Linked DNA regions of Homo sapiens: region 2 is linked to region 1. A link is an interaction called in ENCODE POLR2A ChIA-PET data of the cell type or tissue named here. Cell type or tissue: PC-9. All regions are shown on one strand.

Region 1 (8,000 bases):
GACTTAATTAATTATAAATATAATAATTTTTTTGGAGATGATAAAAATTGAGGCTTCAGTGTCAGCATGAATAAATGTTGAGAGGAATCTAACTAAGTGTACAAGCACATATTAGATTATTTTGAATTTGCATCTCTCAGCACATAGTAGTTACTCAATGAATATTAATTTCATGAAAAATGAATGAGTAAACTCTTCTTTATTTTTACCTGAATTTTTCCCTGCCAGAGAGGCTTTCTCTGATCACACTTTGTAAAACTGAAACCCTTTTTTCCTGACCTATTCTCACTCCTCCTGCTGCATTTTCTTCATAGCACTTATTGCCATCTAACATACTGTATATCTTATTTATGTATGTATTTCTTATCTAGTCCCATACTAGAAAAGTCAGCTCGTGACAGCTTACGTTTTTGTCTGTTTTCTGCATTGCTTTATCCACAGGGTTAGACTAATGCCTTGCACAGAGTAAATGCTGGATAAACTTATAAGTGAAAGATTAAATGAGTGAATTGATAAAAGATTGAATAAATATTAATATATTTGTCAACAATAATAACAAAAAGTGAATATACTATTCATGAGACAGCTGTAAGTTTACTTTTTCTTCTTTTTAGAATATTCTTCTCAACGTTGGCCCATTCAGATCTGAAACTTGACTTTTTTTTCACTTAAGGACATTCCTTGGCCACATTTATATGATTGTGAGCAGTTTTCTTTGGTAGGTGGTTAGTGATAGGAGCCATTTCACAAGAAGAGTTGGCCTTAACTAGAGATGCAGAAATCTTCTAACATGTAAGAATGTAGAGGATATGGACACAAGGATAGATAAGTGGGTAGATATGGTTTTGGTGGTAGTCATGTAGACAGAAAAATTGTCAACTGAGAGTATAGGTATCAGATTTTTTTTAAAAAAGAGAGAGAAAGTGGCTGGGCATGGTGGTTCACGCCTGTAATCCCAGCACTTTGGGAGGCTGCGGTGGGCGGATCACCTGAGGTTAAAGACCAGCCAGGCCAACATGGGGAAACCCCGTCTGTACTAAAAATACAGAAAAAAGAGGTAGCTGGGCATGGTGGCAGATGCCTGTAATCCCAGCTACTTGGGAGGCTGAGGCAGGAGAATGGCTTGAACCCGGGAGGCAGAGGTTGCAGTGAAGCTGAGATTGCGCCATTACACTCCAGCCTGGGCAACAAGAGAGAGACTCCGTCTCAAAAAAAAAAAAAAAAGAGAGAGAGAGAGAAAGTATTACAGCATGGCAGCCTCAAAGATCTACTCAAAGTTAGTAATCATTAATATAAAATAAAACAATTTACTCAGAATAGCTGTGCTTTTTTCCAGCTATGTTAATGTGCATGAGTACAAATCGATAGTAGATGGAGTGATGGGTTTAACTAGGGTTGTATTTAAACCATGGGCTTATGACAAACTGAAACAAGAGCTAGAGAGTTGAGGGCATTTGCACCCAATTGAGTATAATGATTGCCCATTAGGATACATAAAGACAAAAGTGAAGGCACAAAGGGAGGAAAGGATAGTAAAAATATGATAGGATCAATGAACTGATAATCTGGCTCAAGAGAATGTTGGAATTGCAGTTTATAGGGAGTGAACTAGAACTATGAATGTAATTATTGAATATCATGGAAGGCCTGCTACTATTGATCAAAAGTATGTCGTGGGAGCACATGAGTGAGACCGAGTAGGAGAAAACAGTTTTGAAGATAGAGATCAAAGAACTGAGAAGCCAGAGTACTAGAAAGATTATCTGTGTATATTGTAATTTCCAAGAGTAATTTTGGGAGTATGTTGATAAGAGTTATATTAAGACATGAGTTTAAAATCTTCATAGATGTTAGGTAAGTGTCTCCAGGAGACAGAAGATGACTACCACAAGGAGTGGCAGTAGGAAGCATGAATTGACAATATGAGATTCGAATCTGTAAATTGTTTAGGAGGGAGGAAATATGGTCCTAAAGCAGCAATGAGGAGCAAGAAATTCACTACCTCAGCAGTACGTATTGACATAGGAGACAAAGAGCTATCACTTGAGTGTGCTACATGGAAAGTGGGGTTTTAGGGGAGTCCCAGGTTTCAATTAGAGTAAGAAGGTGAAGGGATACAAAAGGCTTTGCCTTGACTTTGTGTAAAAAGGGAATAGTGAATTTGTTTCAAAAGTTGGGAAGGAGCGGGCGATCATCACAAAGGCAATCCCTGTTCCTGGTGGCATGAGGATCAGTTCCTGGGGAGTGAGGGATGATCTGGAAATTGTGGGCTCCTTGAAGTAACTGATAGGAACAGGGTTAAAAAGTACGATTATATTAGTCTCGATAGACCACTTGTGCATGTTCACAGGCAGAAAGCTGTGTGTAGAATATGGGGATAGAGGCCTATTGCTAAAATGGAGAGTTATAGGCTCCCTGTAGATTCCTGCTATTAGAAGAATTCTGAAATAGAGCCTTTTCTTTCCAGCACTCAAGTGACTCTTCAACCTACAAATGGCAGCCTTGCAGGGAAATGAGACGGCTCTCTTCAACAATACGTGATATTCTGTTTTGTGGAGATACCATAACTGATTAATTCCTGTGAGATGAAGCGTACTGTTATAGCAGCTTTATTCTTTTAAAACCCTAATTTTGTTATATAGTCTAATCTGTTTAAGCAACTCTTGCCCAATTTATTAACTATCAACTATTTTTACATGGACTTAACTTATTAAGTGAGGTTACAACCAGGCATACATATATTGAAGTGGCAAAACTGACAGTTTGATAATATTATAACTTATCTTACCACTGCTAGGAAAAGATCCACATGATTTATTAATGCTTTCTAAAAAAGCACTTAAGGCAGGTAATTAGAAAATCCTGGCATATCTAATTTGTTTCTGTCTAGTTAGAAAAAGTTATTATAGCTAAATAATAACCTCAGCAGCAGAGTGTTCTCACCAACGAGCCATAACTTGAAGCAGATAGAGTGAGGAGAGAGTGAGATGCCTGGGAAGGTGTGTACACTCTGAGGAAGAATCTTGATTTGTTCCTTGGCTCAAAAGTAGGGACAGAAGGAAAAGGAAATTTATTCATGACCTGAAGAAGATTTTGAAATCAAGTCCACAGGCAGCAAATAACAATGACAAAAGACTTACTCATCCATTGAAAGGACTATACATACCTTAAACAATTTGCAGGGAACATTGAAAACATATGGTTAGCTAAGCTGACAGTTCATACAAGCTCTTTAGCTACAGAAAAGGAACTCAATTTTTGTGCTGAATTAGGAGAAAGCAACAGATTAGATATGCTAGGATTTTCTATTTATCTGCCTCACTTTTTGTTTGTTTAAAAAGCAAAAGAAAGTATTAAGTCACGTGGATCTTTTTTTTCATGAAAAAGATCCAGTTAAAGTTGTTATGAATCCCCTCTTTTAAATATAAGTACTTTAGTAACATTGAGGAGTCAGACAAACCTGGGGCAGAGTCGAGTTCACTTTTGAACAGCATTATTACCAGTAAAAGAGCAATAGAACAGTTTCTTACACATGAAGCTGGTATGAGGATGTAATGAGTAGACATGTGTAGAATATGTAACAACATGACTGGCACATAAGTTTCTAATGCATTATAGCCATTCATGAGAAGAGATATACAATTTTGGAAGCCCCTTTTAAGAAAAAGATTACAAAAATACCAATACAAAATGAGGTGCAAAAGTAATGAGAATGGAAAAAATCACAAATTTATAAATTTTTTAAAACTCCAAAATAACATACACAAAAAGCAAAATCCAGTAGGTTAAAAATATTTTAATCAACTGACTGCTAAACACATCTCTGTAATGCTTTTTGGGCTATATTTGTCTGCAAATTTAGAGATTTTAAATTATGTCTTTATATGATGTTTAAAAAATATTTTATAAAGGGAATATAAAAGTAATTCAGTCTTTCCTCTTTCTCTAGCATGGTTAATTCTGTTTTTATTATTGATAGTTTCAAAGTTTCTTTCAGCTTCATAATTCATCACTGGCAGTATTACGTACATTTTTAAGATTGTTGTGAATTTGGCAAAATCTCTAGTGTCTTTCATAGATTAGTTGAAATTTTTACAATTTCCTATAGTTTCTGGCTTCATGTATTCAGATCTTATTTCTCTTCCATTACCTGTGTTGGGCACCATAGAACATATGTAAATTAACATACCACTCCTGAATAGAGAGCCAAAAGAAGGCTCTGATAACTATTGTTTCAGGTGGGCCTTCTTTTGAGAAGTCTCCAAGTCTTTAACTCTTCTGATGAAAACAGTGCTTTCCTCTATATTCAGACATATTTAACTACACTATATCTACAAATTCAGATATAGTGTTCTCTTAAAAGAAATATTTTCAGACAATTAAGCTATGAGCATGGATCATAATCTTATGAGTTTTGCCATAAAGCAAAAGTCCTCTAACAGACCAATGCAAAGATTTATATCTTAGTAGAAATGTTTATTTAAAAAAAATGGTTAGTAAATATTATTAGACTCAGAAAGGAAAGCATGTCAAGTCACAGGCCTTTGAACTGCTGATTGATGGGCCACTGGTGGGATGAGCAGCTCACCTCCCAGAAGTTCCTTGTCTCATTTTGCTGTGTCAGAAACTTACGTAAACGTTTTATCTGTGATGCTAATTTCTTCCTAGAAAGAAGTTACAGATCATATAGCCAAGAAAGTTCTATTCCAAATTATGTTTGAAATAAACCATGGAAGAAATTCAGCATTCCAGCCAAGTAACTTCCTCACATAACTTAACCTCTAAGAGTCTCGGTTTGTTTATATAATGAGTGAGATGGATAATGTTTACTTAACCTGAGTTGTTTTGAAGATGATGTGACTTAATGTAAAAATATCTAGCACAAACTCAAGGACATTGTAAGTCCTCAGTAAATGCCAGTTCTCTTCTTTGGAAATATGGTGCAATTCCCTTTTTTTTTTTTTTGTATGCTCACTATAATGATGAACATACATAAGTTTAGGATTAAATTATTGACTCTAGAGGCAGCAGTCTTAAATACAAAAGGAGAAGGCCGGACACTTGGTTCACGCCTGTAATCCTAGCACTTTGGGAGGCCAAGGCAGGTGGATCACCTGAGGTCAGGAGTTCGAGACCACCCTGGTCAACATGGTGAAACCCCGTCTCTACTAAAAATACAAAAATTAGCTGGGCATGGTGGCACGTGCCTGTAGTCCCAGCTATGTGGGAGGCTGAGGCAGGAGAATTGCTTGAACCTGGGAGGCGGAAGTTCCAGTGAGCCAAGATCACACCATTGCACTCCACCTTGGGCGACACAGCAAGACTCTGTCTCAAAAAAAAAAAAAAAAAAAAAAAGGAGAAAAGAAACAAGATGCCATGCCATTTCCTAGGTCATGAACAAAAGATGGAAAGTATCATGTGGAAACTGACTGGTTGTGACTGAATTTTTATAAAAGTGAAACAATTGAAATATAAATAATTGACAATATCTCCGTTCTCCCTGTCAGAAAATTATCTTCATGCAGGGGAAACCAAGACAAAGTTCTTGGTATGTGTAACAACTAGAGTGTTAAGAAAATTGGTTATTATAATTTATTATGGCCTTCCAGTGGATTAAGCATAGACTACTTACAAATTGTCTCTCAATTTGTACAACACTCTTATGAATACAGTTTTATTATTCTCATATTAAGTAGTAACAGCAGAATTTTATCATCATTTAGTAATTTGTCCAAGGTCAGATGATTAGAAATATATGCACCTTTCAAACCCAGAACATCCCTACTCTAATCCATGGTCTTTGTTCAGTACCACACTGCTGTTCCTGTATGTTCTGAGGAGCATTATTACTTAATCAAAAAGATAATTTTCATTGCATTTATTTTAAAGGTGAAGTCAGTAATTTATTTTATAGTGATCGGTGTTTACTTACGGTGACAAGTACATTCTAACTGAGGTACTATATCCAGTTCCAGATAAATACATATAGGTTGAAAAGGCAAATATTAGGGCTCTAGTACTGGCCACTTTGAATAGACGAAGACCTTAGTTCTGGAGCAGTTTTCTAGAGTCACAAGTTGTTCCAGGGACTGACTATACAGGTATCTGGTCCTGGTGAAAGTTTCCTGGGAAGGATAGGCTAGCCAGTAAGGAGATGGAAGTCTTTAAGGAGCTTAGTTGTAGTTTCAGTTTTTGTTTTTTCCTTTGTAAATTAACAATTAGTATGGCCATACTTCTGAGTATCAGCAAGGTGTCAGTCCTGAATATACTGCTCAAGAAAACATACTTTGGATAGAAATACTCAAATTTTAATAGTAGCTGTTTATTCATGGTGGGATTGTTAGTGACTTTTATTTTCTTCTTTATACTTTTAATTAATTATTTCAACATATATTAATTAAAGGCCAACTGTATGGCATGCACTCCTCTATCCCTAGATTTCAGAAGTAAATAAGACAAGGTGCTTACTCCTGTTATTTTTGTTGATGTTACATTTTTAATTAGAAAATATTCAACTGAATTAAAGAAAGTATATCAAATCATTGGATGGTAAGATGAGGAAAAGGCTTGAGAAAAATTAATATTGTGCTTTAAAAGATTATATTGCATTTATGAAAAATACATGGCAAAAAGCTGAGTAGTTTATCAAGTGTGGACACCTCCAATATTTTAGCAATTCAATTGAGAGTATTCAATTTGAATAAATGCTACTGAAATGTCTATTTAATATGCAAATGCCAATACAATATTGAGTGACCACAAGAGTTACCTTTAGAGGGACTCTGCTTCCAAGTTAAGAGTCTGCTCTGGTCAAGATTGAGTGAGAGTTCTCATTGTAATTTAATAAACATGATGATGCTTACATGTAGCTTCTTATTTCTTCAAGAAATTTGCAAGGCGGGGGAAAGATGTCAAGTCTGATTTCAGAAATTGTCAAAGACTTTCAATACTTAGGCTTCAAATGCTGGCTTTACAATCTTCTTTCTTATTTAACGTTTTTAGAGAAATGAAGGAAAGGGAAATTTGAAGTAAAATTAGAGAGAGATTCCATGTCCTTGGACAGAGGAAATTTAACAAGACAAGCAGGTTTTGACCAACCAGTTCCAGATATTGCGCTGTGTCAAATACAGTTCGGTCCAAATGTTCAAAATCTGCCGCTGCACACATATTTACAGGCTCTTCGTATCAATTAGTCTACTTTGTGCTCATGTAGAGAACTCCATGCATTACATTTCTATAAGGTGTTAACCAAAAAGACCGAGGAATTTTCCCCAGGCATGGAGATGTACAATGTCCCATATTCATGGCACTTTTGCCAAACGCAGAACCTGTTTAGCAAGGTTTCTGTTTCTACCTCATGTGTAGTGGTGTTGCAATAGTGCATTGGGAAAGCACATTATGCTTGAGGATGATGCTGAAAATAAACCTGGGGAATGGAGGAGTCTTAAGTAGTACTTGGGTGCTGTCCAAACTGGCAATCTGAGTTGTTGCTCTGATAAACTATTGTTTCAACTGGGCCTTCTTTTGAGAAGGCTTCAAGTCTTTAACTGTTCTGATGAAAACAATGCTTGGAGTTCCTTTTTTCTCCGTATTCAGACATATTTAGCTTCATTTGTGTTTGAACTGACCCCTTTCCCTGACCCCTTCTAATCAACCATATTAAAAGTATAGTACCGTGGTTTTCAAAACTTGTTAAGCAATAATTATTTTTTCAACTAGAATTGATCTTGATTGTTCAATATATAAAACAGATAAAGAAGGGGCTTCCCTGGTGAGATTCTGTCTTGTTTTTTTGTTTGTTTGTTTGTTTGTTTGTTTGTTGAGATGTAGTCTCACTCTATCGCCAGGCTGGAGTGCAATGGCATGATCTCGGCTCACTGCAACCTCCGCCTCCTGTGTTCAAGCAATTCTCCTGCCTCAGCCTCCCATGTAGCTGGGATTACAGGTGTCTGCCACCATGCCCGGCTAATTTTTGTATTTTTAGTAGAGACAGGGTTTCA
Region 2 (8,000 bases), 870 kb after region 1:
CTGAGCCAATGGGGTGGAATAACAATAACCCTGTAGCATTTTCCTTTTTCCTTTTGTTTGGTCTTTCAAAGCCCTTAATTAAGACCTGCACAAAGCACCCCTACAGGCTTTTTTCAATGAGGCATTACACGCCTGTTTTCTTGTATTTAAAGAAAAAAAAAATAGCAGGGATTTTCTGAAACACATTAAACAGAATACACAATTTCCATTTATTTGCAACTGAAACACTGTTAAAATTTTAGAGCTTAAATATTATCATCAGTAACAAAGCAAGTTCTTTCCATTTCAGGCTTGGGGAGTGGAGGGTGAAAGAGGGACTACTGAGAAGGAGGCGGGAAAGTTAGAGCTGAGACAGGCAGAAGAGTGCCAACTCAAAGAAGTGCTGTTAAACCATTTCTCCAGGAATAAAACTGCAAGCAGCCATAATTTAGAAAGACCTAGATTAGTCTCTAAACCTTTCAATAGCTTAGCACCTACAAACTGAAAGAAACAGCAAAACATGAAATATTCTTAGAGCAAACAACTAGTCAACCGAGACAAAGGGTCATACAAGTTGGAATTGAATCTACTTCTGAAACACTCCTTAAAAATCACACACAAGAAAGATATTTTTACAATTAAACAATCTCTATAAGAACTTTGTGTAGGTCTATAATTGATTTCTTTTTCTATCTTGGCCTTTAAAAAGCTTCATATAATTAGGGTGGATAAGAATCAGAATGTCCAGCTTTAAAAATATCCATAGCCTAATTAAGTTTTCATTATTCAATTTTCTTTTTGCACAACTTAAATAAAGGCTGTTGTGTTCACTTTTAAATGCTCTGAAATATAATCTTTCCGGGTTTTAGACTGTTCTGAAAATACCTAGTTCTGCCCATAATTTGTTCTTCCCTCCCCCTCTCACAAGTATCCTGAGTGACAGCTTAATGTGACAGCTTTCTTGCCACAATTCACCAAAGGGGAGTGGCAGGTAGGGTTCTCAGAGAACAAATACCTAACAAAGCCATCATTCTGGGGAGTTACTTTCAATCTGTCAATCCAATCCATCAAGTGGAATGTGCTCCACTATTCTCTTGTAAATGTGCTTATTTCAAACAAGGCAGAACTCGGGCAGCTGCCCTACAGAAGACTAAATGACCCAGCTCAAATGTCACCTCTGCTGTGAAGCCTTCCAATCCCCAAGGCAGAGTAAATTCCCCTCCTCTTTGCTCCCACAGCCCTTTGTTCATCCCTCCTTTAGGGTACTCTCATACTGTATTTGATTCGTGCATGTCTGTCTTTTCCACCAAACCCTATCACCTATGGACACGTGCGGGCCAGTGTGAGAGACTGGAGGGCACGAACTCTGGAGTCAGACTATGTGGGTTCAAATTCTGGTTACAGATTATAAATCATGACCCTGGATATATATTTTCAATATATTTGACTAACGCTTATTTAAACATTTTGTACTTCAGTTTTCTGAGCTTAAAATGGAGATAAAGAATACCTCTTATACAGCTGTTATGACGATCAAGTAAACTCACACATATAAAGCTCTTAGCATGATATCTGGTACACATGAAGGGCTTCATAAATGTTAAAACAGGAAGCACAGTTCATATTGTCCCTCCTCCCCCAACGAATACAGCAGCACACTTAGAAGTACAATAGAGGCTGGTTTCAGTGGCTCACACCTGTAATCCAAGCATTTTGGGAGGCCGAGTAGAAGGATGGTATAAGGTAAAGAGTTTGAGACCAGCTAGGCAAGACAGTAAGACCTCGTCTCCACAGAAAAATTTAAAAATTTTTCAAGCCTGGTGGTGCATGCCTGCAGTCCCAGCTACTCTGAAGGCAGAGGCCAGTAGATCACTTGAGCCCACAGGTGAAGGTTGCAGTGAGCTGAGATGGCGCCACTGTACTACAGGCTGGGCAACAGAGTGAGACCCTGTCTCAAAAAATAAAAAAAAAAAGTGCAGTAGCCACATATTTGATGTTCATGGTATAAACTTTGGCTAAGCAAGTTAATTAATAAAATGTCACCAGTAAAATATAATAGAATATCGAAAGACAATCTGTCTATGTCCTTCAAATTATTCAACATTTAAGAGTATGTTACATGCAAGGCACAAATATAACCAAGGGAAGAACTAAAAAGATGCTGAGTGAGAGTTGATTCCTGCCTATAGAGAGCTTAAAAATGGGGTTGTTTGATTTTTTCTTGTAAATTTGTTTAAGTTCTTTGCAGATTCTGGTTATTAGCCCTTTGTCAGATGGGTAGATTGTAAAAATTTTCTCCCATTCTGTAGGTTACCTGTTCACTCTGATGGTAGTTTCTTTTGCTGTGCAGAAGCTCTTTAGTTTAATTAGATCCCATTTGTCAACTTTGGCTTTTGCTGCCATTGCTTTTGGTGTTTTAGTCATGCAACAACCCCATCAAAAAGTGGGCGAAGGATATGAACAGACACTTCTCAAAAGAAGACATTTATGCAGCCAAAAGACACATGAAAAAATTCTCATCATCACTGGCCATCAGAGAAATGCAAATCAAAACCACAATGAGATACCATCTCACACCAGTTAGAATGGCGATCATTAAAAAGTCAGGAAACAACAGGTGCTGGAGAGGATGTGGAGAAATAGGAACACTTTTACACTGTTGGTGGGACTGTAAACTAGTTCAACCATTGTGGAGGACAATGTGGTGATTCCTCAAGGATCTAGAACTAGAAATACCATTTGACCCAGCCATCCCATTACTGGGTATATACCCAAAGGATTATAAATCATGTTGCTATAAAGACACATGCACACGTATGTTTATTGTGGCACTATTCACAATAGCAAAGACTTGGAACCAACCCAAATGTCCATCAATGATAGACTGGATTAAGAAAATGTGGCACATATACACCATGGAATACTATGCAGCCATAAAAAATGATGAGTTCATGTCCTTTGTAGGGACATGGATGAAGCTGGAAACCATCATTCTGAGCAAACTATCGCAAGGACAGAAAACCAAACACCGCATGTTCTCACTCATAGGTGGGAACTGAATAATGAGAACACTTGGACACAGGGTGGGGAACATCACACACCGGGGCCTGTCATGGGGTCAGGGGAGGGGGGAGGGATAGCATTAGGAGATATACCTAATGTAAACGACAAGTTAACGGGTGCAGCACACCAACATGGCACATGTATACATATGTAACAAACCTGCATGTTGTACACATGTACCCTAGAACTTAAAGTATAATAATAATAATAAAAAAAAGCGCTTACAAACGATTCTGAGCATGAAGCTGATAGGAGGTCAGCAGGAGTGGTTGCACAAGATACAGGTGGTAAAGACCACTCTGATAAAACAGGATGCAATAAAGAAGCTGGCCAAAACCTGCCAAAACCAAGGTGGTGTAAGCGTCCTCTGGACATCCTCACTGCTCATTATATGCTAATTATAATATATTAGCTTACTAAAGGAACCTCCCACCAGTGCCATGACAGTTTACAAATGTCATGGCGATGTCCAGAAGTTACCCTATATGGTCTGAAAGGGGGAAGAACCCTCAGTTCTGGGGAACTCCCTGCCCCTTTCCTGGAAAACGCATAAATAATCCACACTTTGTTTAGCATATGATAAAGAAATAACCATAAAAATAGCTAACCAGCAACCCTTGGGGTTGCTCTGCCAATTTATTCCTTTACATTCTTAATAAACTTGTTTTCACTTAACTTTGTCACTCTTATTGAATTCCTTCCTGTGCAAAGCCAAGAATTCCTGTGGTCTCCGAGGCTGAACCCCAATTTTGGGGTTCATCCTATGACAAAGCATCTAGAAATGTATGTCTATTGTATTCATGGCTGACACTATGCTTTCACAATATGTTTGACTAATGTGCATTTTGTCAACAGTGTGTTAAGTCTTTAAATTTTTAAAAATATATGTACAACCAAAGTATCGCATTTCACTAAAGGAATAGAAAGTAATAGGGTTTATGCATGTTATATTTAATATACTTCAATGAACCTTATAATTCTCACTAATGCTCCATGTTAACATAGCACCATGTATGCATTCCAGGTCTATATCCTGTGGTTCTATGATTACAGTTATTGCTCTCTGTAGCACTGTAAGAGTCAAAACTACTTATGTATGAAATTAAAGAATTTGGATCATGAACAAATGTGTGGTAAAATCATTTTGTTTCCATAATGCTCTTTTCAAAGACCTTACCATTAAATACAGGATCACTGGCTTAAATGTGGCAATCTAGTAAGACCTAGTTTAATAAAATCATCAGTAAGTTAGAATCATGTTTAAATTAGAATAAATCATCCAGAGTTTCAGTTGTTCTTTTTTTTCTTTTCTTTTTTTTTTTTTGAGACAGAGTTTTTGCTCTTGTTGCCCAGGCTGGAGTGCAATGGTGTGATCTCAGCTCACCACAAGCTCCGCCTCCTGGCTTCAGGCAATTCTCCTGCCTCAGCCTCCTGAGTAGCTGGGATTACAGGCATGTGCTTCCATGCCTGGCTAATTTTGTATTTTTAGTAGACATGGGGTTTCTCCATGTTGGTCAGGCTGGTCTCGAACTCCCGACCTCAGGTGATCCGCTCGCCTCAGCCTCCCAAAGTGCTAGGATTACAGGCGTGAGCCACCGCGCCCTGCCTCAGTTGTTCTTTAGCTGAAAAGAATGTATGGAAACAAAATGATTTTGCTGTACATTTGTTCACAATCCAAATTATTTTGTCATGAAACACTAATTTCATGAGTCTGAATAAAACATTAAAGCTACAGATATGTATTTGCATTTGAAAATATCAGGTAGGTTTACTGTATTCCATTTTTCTAGAAGAGAGTAATGAGACTAACAAAAATGAGCTCCTTAAATCAACCATTGGAGCAAGCCCCCTGAGGACAGAAGTATTGCCTTTCACTTCTACTCTCACTAGATTAAGACTACCAACAAATGCCTTTCTCATTCACTCACTGATACTTAATAAAAACTAAATAAAACATAATAAACACATACTATAATAAATTTTTACATCTTTTCTGATTTTTCTATGGAAGTATGCAAATGGGAGGTAAAACTCACCTAGTTGACAATATCTAACTATCATAAGTTAGCTAACTTATAATAATAAAACTATCAGAAGTCAAGACTATTATTTGCATTATCTTCATCCAAGAGAACATGCTGCCCATCATCAACACTGTCCAGTATTTATCAGCTGCTGTAAAATAATAAATACCTACTTAAGTATAATGAGTGAATCCTCAAGACATGCCTAAGAGTTTATTTTTTAATATTGAATGTATAGTATCATAATAATTAAAGTTTAACAAAAATCTATTCAATCATTTTGTCAAATGTCAGCCAGGCGAGATGGCTCATGCCTGTAATCCCAGCACTTCAGGAGGCCGAGGTAAGATGATCATTTGAGCTCCGGAGTTCAAGACCAGCCTGGGCAACACAGCGAGACACTGTCTCTACAAAAAATAAAAAATTAGCCAGGTATGGTGGCCTGTGCCTGTGGTCCTAGCTACTCAAAAGGCTGAGGCAGGAGGGTGACTTGAGCCTAAGAGCTTGAGCCTGCAGTGACCCATGATCACGCCATTGCACACCAGCCTGGGCGACAAAGTGAGATGCTGTCTCTTAAAAAAATCAAAAACTTGCTTGGTTATTTACTATTATTAAAAAAAGAAAAAAAAAAGAAGAAGACCAATAAATAAAAAGTAAATAAAATAAAAATAAAGTTTAAAATGTTGACAATTATATCATTTCTGAGAAAAATTCTGTAGGAGATACCACTTCCAGAATTCAAAGGACGTATGTCTATAATTAGCTGAATATTCTAAACTCTTTAAAAACACTCCAGAAAATATAACAGGATGACCTTCAATTGTTTCTGCTATGCTTCCTGATCAATATTTTAACAATTAGAATTGCTTTATTAACAATATCTCTTCAGTGAGTGTTCCTTTGACTTATTTCTAGGTTAGCTAAAAGTTGGTTCCCCTAGAAGCTGATGATTTGAGGCAAAAATGCCTTGTTCAACATGGAAACTGAAAGGCAGAACTTGGCTACATCTCCCTGAAAAACGCTTTCGTTAAGTCTGATGAATGTGATATTCTGCTTTCCAAAAGACTGGCATACTAGTATTTTTATTGTATAATATCCAATTCCCTATATGCTATTGTTATTCTAGATCCTCTGAGCAAAATGAAGCTGTTAATATTAAGGACAACGGAAGGGACAGAATTTTGAAGATGGGCAATAGGGCCTTAAGACTAAAGCTTAAAACTATGCTACCAAAAAAATTTAAAAAGCAACATTCAACAAGCCTTATAAATTGTCAGTAGAGACATGGGTATATTCCTCTACTTGAAACATGGTACAATTAATACTTTTCAACTCCTCCTGGCAGAATACTTTCCTTCCGGCAGAATATCTTCAATTTCTCCTGGTAGAAAATAGACACTTTCAATTCCACAAACTTCCACTTGGAAATGAAACGGAACTTCCCATAATGTTGTTGCTGTATAATAAAAAATACTCAACACAGAAAATTGTGCTCTCAGGCCAGGCACGGTGGCTCACGTCTGTAATCCCAGTACTTTGAGAAGCCGAGGTGGGTGGATCACCTGAGGTCGGGAGTTTGAGACCAGCCTGACCAACATGGAGAAACCTCATCTCTAATAAAAATACAAAATTAGCTGGGGGTGGTGGCACACACCTGTAATCCCACCTACTCGGGAGGCTGAGGCAGGAGAATCCCTTGAACCCGGGAGGCAGAGGTTACGGTGAGCTGAGATCGCGCCATTGCACTCCAGCCTGGGCAACAAGAGCAAAACTGCGTCTCAAGAAAAAAAGAAAGAAAATTGTGCTCTCACATCCATTCCTTGCTTTGGGATGCTAGATGCAATGCACCTATATTTAGAAACAAAACAACCATTTCTTTGCCAACTCTTCATAAACCTTTCAATTTCTCCAACAAGTCTGATACCCTGGGACAAAATAATGTCCAGTGGCAGGTTATGTAATGATCTATATACTACTTCCAGGATTACTATTTCTAGGTTATGTAAGGATCTATACTATTTCTAGGACTCCTTACAAAAACACTTCTTAAAAACACTACAGTTTTTAGTATTCACAACTAAATGAACGGTACTTTTCAATACTTAAAACTAAAGTTTAAAGAGTCAACTTTTATTTCCAAAGTTAGCACAATTTTTCACTTAAAATAAGGAAATGTTAAATTTAAAGAGACCACCAGAGAACTGTTTAGAACCATTTAGTTTGGAACCATAACTTCAGACAAATGCTTCACACCACTATTTTAATGAAGAGTACCCACCAGACATCACTTAAGAACTGAGGCCTAAGTCACTATATCAAAGGTATAAATTATGGTCCAAAGACAGCGCCAGGCACTGCTGAGCTTGGAATTGCTTACTGAGCAACCAAGTTGTTTCAAACAAACTAAATGTTTTAAGGAGGCTAAAGGGCAGTGGAGGCAATTATTGGAAGGAAATTTCTCACTAGGCCAGAAAGGAATAATTAAGTCTTTGCATGCTAAATCACATCACTGGGGTTAACAATGAAGTAATCAAGTGTAAATGGTGACAAAGCCCATCTACAAGACTCATGAAAGGAAATTAAGGTTGTGGGTAATCTAGACTATTGTTGCTTAAATACCACAAAAATTAGTCCCTAAAACTTCATTCATTCATCCCCTGTTTAGATAAATGTGTGTGCTTTTAGTGGGAGGCAAGAAATTGGTTAATCCAGTAATTAAGGCAAATATACTGAATCATCAGAAGTAAAACACCATTCAGCTACTAATTCACAGGCAGAGATCCAAGGTCATTCCTCATACTAAGACTGTACCAAGCACTCAGTAATAAAATACTTTCATAATAGGAGAGCCATGTCCATTCCATTCAAAAATATGATTCAAACCATTTAAATTATAAACCTAATGCATAATTTGCATATTGTACTTTCTCTGCT

Evidence for each region. ChIA-PET counts read pairs that join two places held together with the same protein. Peaks named below come from ENCODE experiments on the same cell type or tissue, not always from the same donor. Only the 100,000 strongest peaks of a DNase experiment are listed, where the experiment ranks them.
Region 2: POLR2A ChIA-PET joins it to region 1 with 12 read pairs; 1 of 35 experiments calls an interaction of 5 or more read pairs at or near these places.

Annotation. Positions count from the first base shown.
Region 1 is chr11:26,576,357-26,584,356 of GRCh38, forward strand. All of the region lies in intron 14 of ANO3 (anoctamin 3), which reads left to right. It overlaps LOC124902648 (a long non-coding RNA gene), which reads right to left. Exons shown (of 2, transcript XR_007062627.1): 2 at 5,647-8,000. Among named protein-coding and RNA genes, the nearest start is that of MUC15, 8.1 kb to the left of the region's middle. In PC-9, no CTCF peak of the experiment used is centred here; DNase peaks (open chromatin) are centred at 3,165, 4,805 and 7,395.
Region 2 is chr11:27,443,943-27,451,942 of GRCh38, forward strand. All of the region lies in intron 1 of LGR4 (leucine rich repeat containing G protein-coupled receptor 4), which reads right to left. Among named protein-coding and RNA genes, the nearest start is that of LGR4-AS1, 24 kb to the right of the region's middle. RefSeq lists enhancers at 1-464, 3,400-3,694. In PC-9, no CTCF peak of the experiment used is centred here; DNase peaks (open chromatin) are centred at 969 and 3,799; H3K27ac peaks cover 3,084 bases.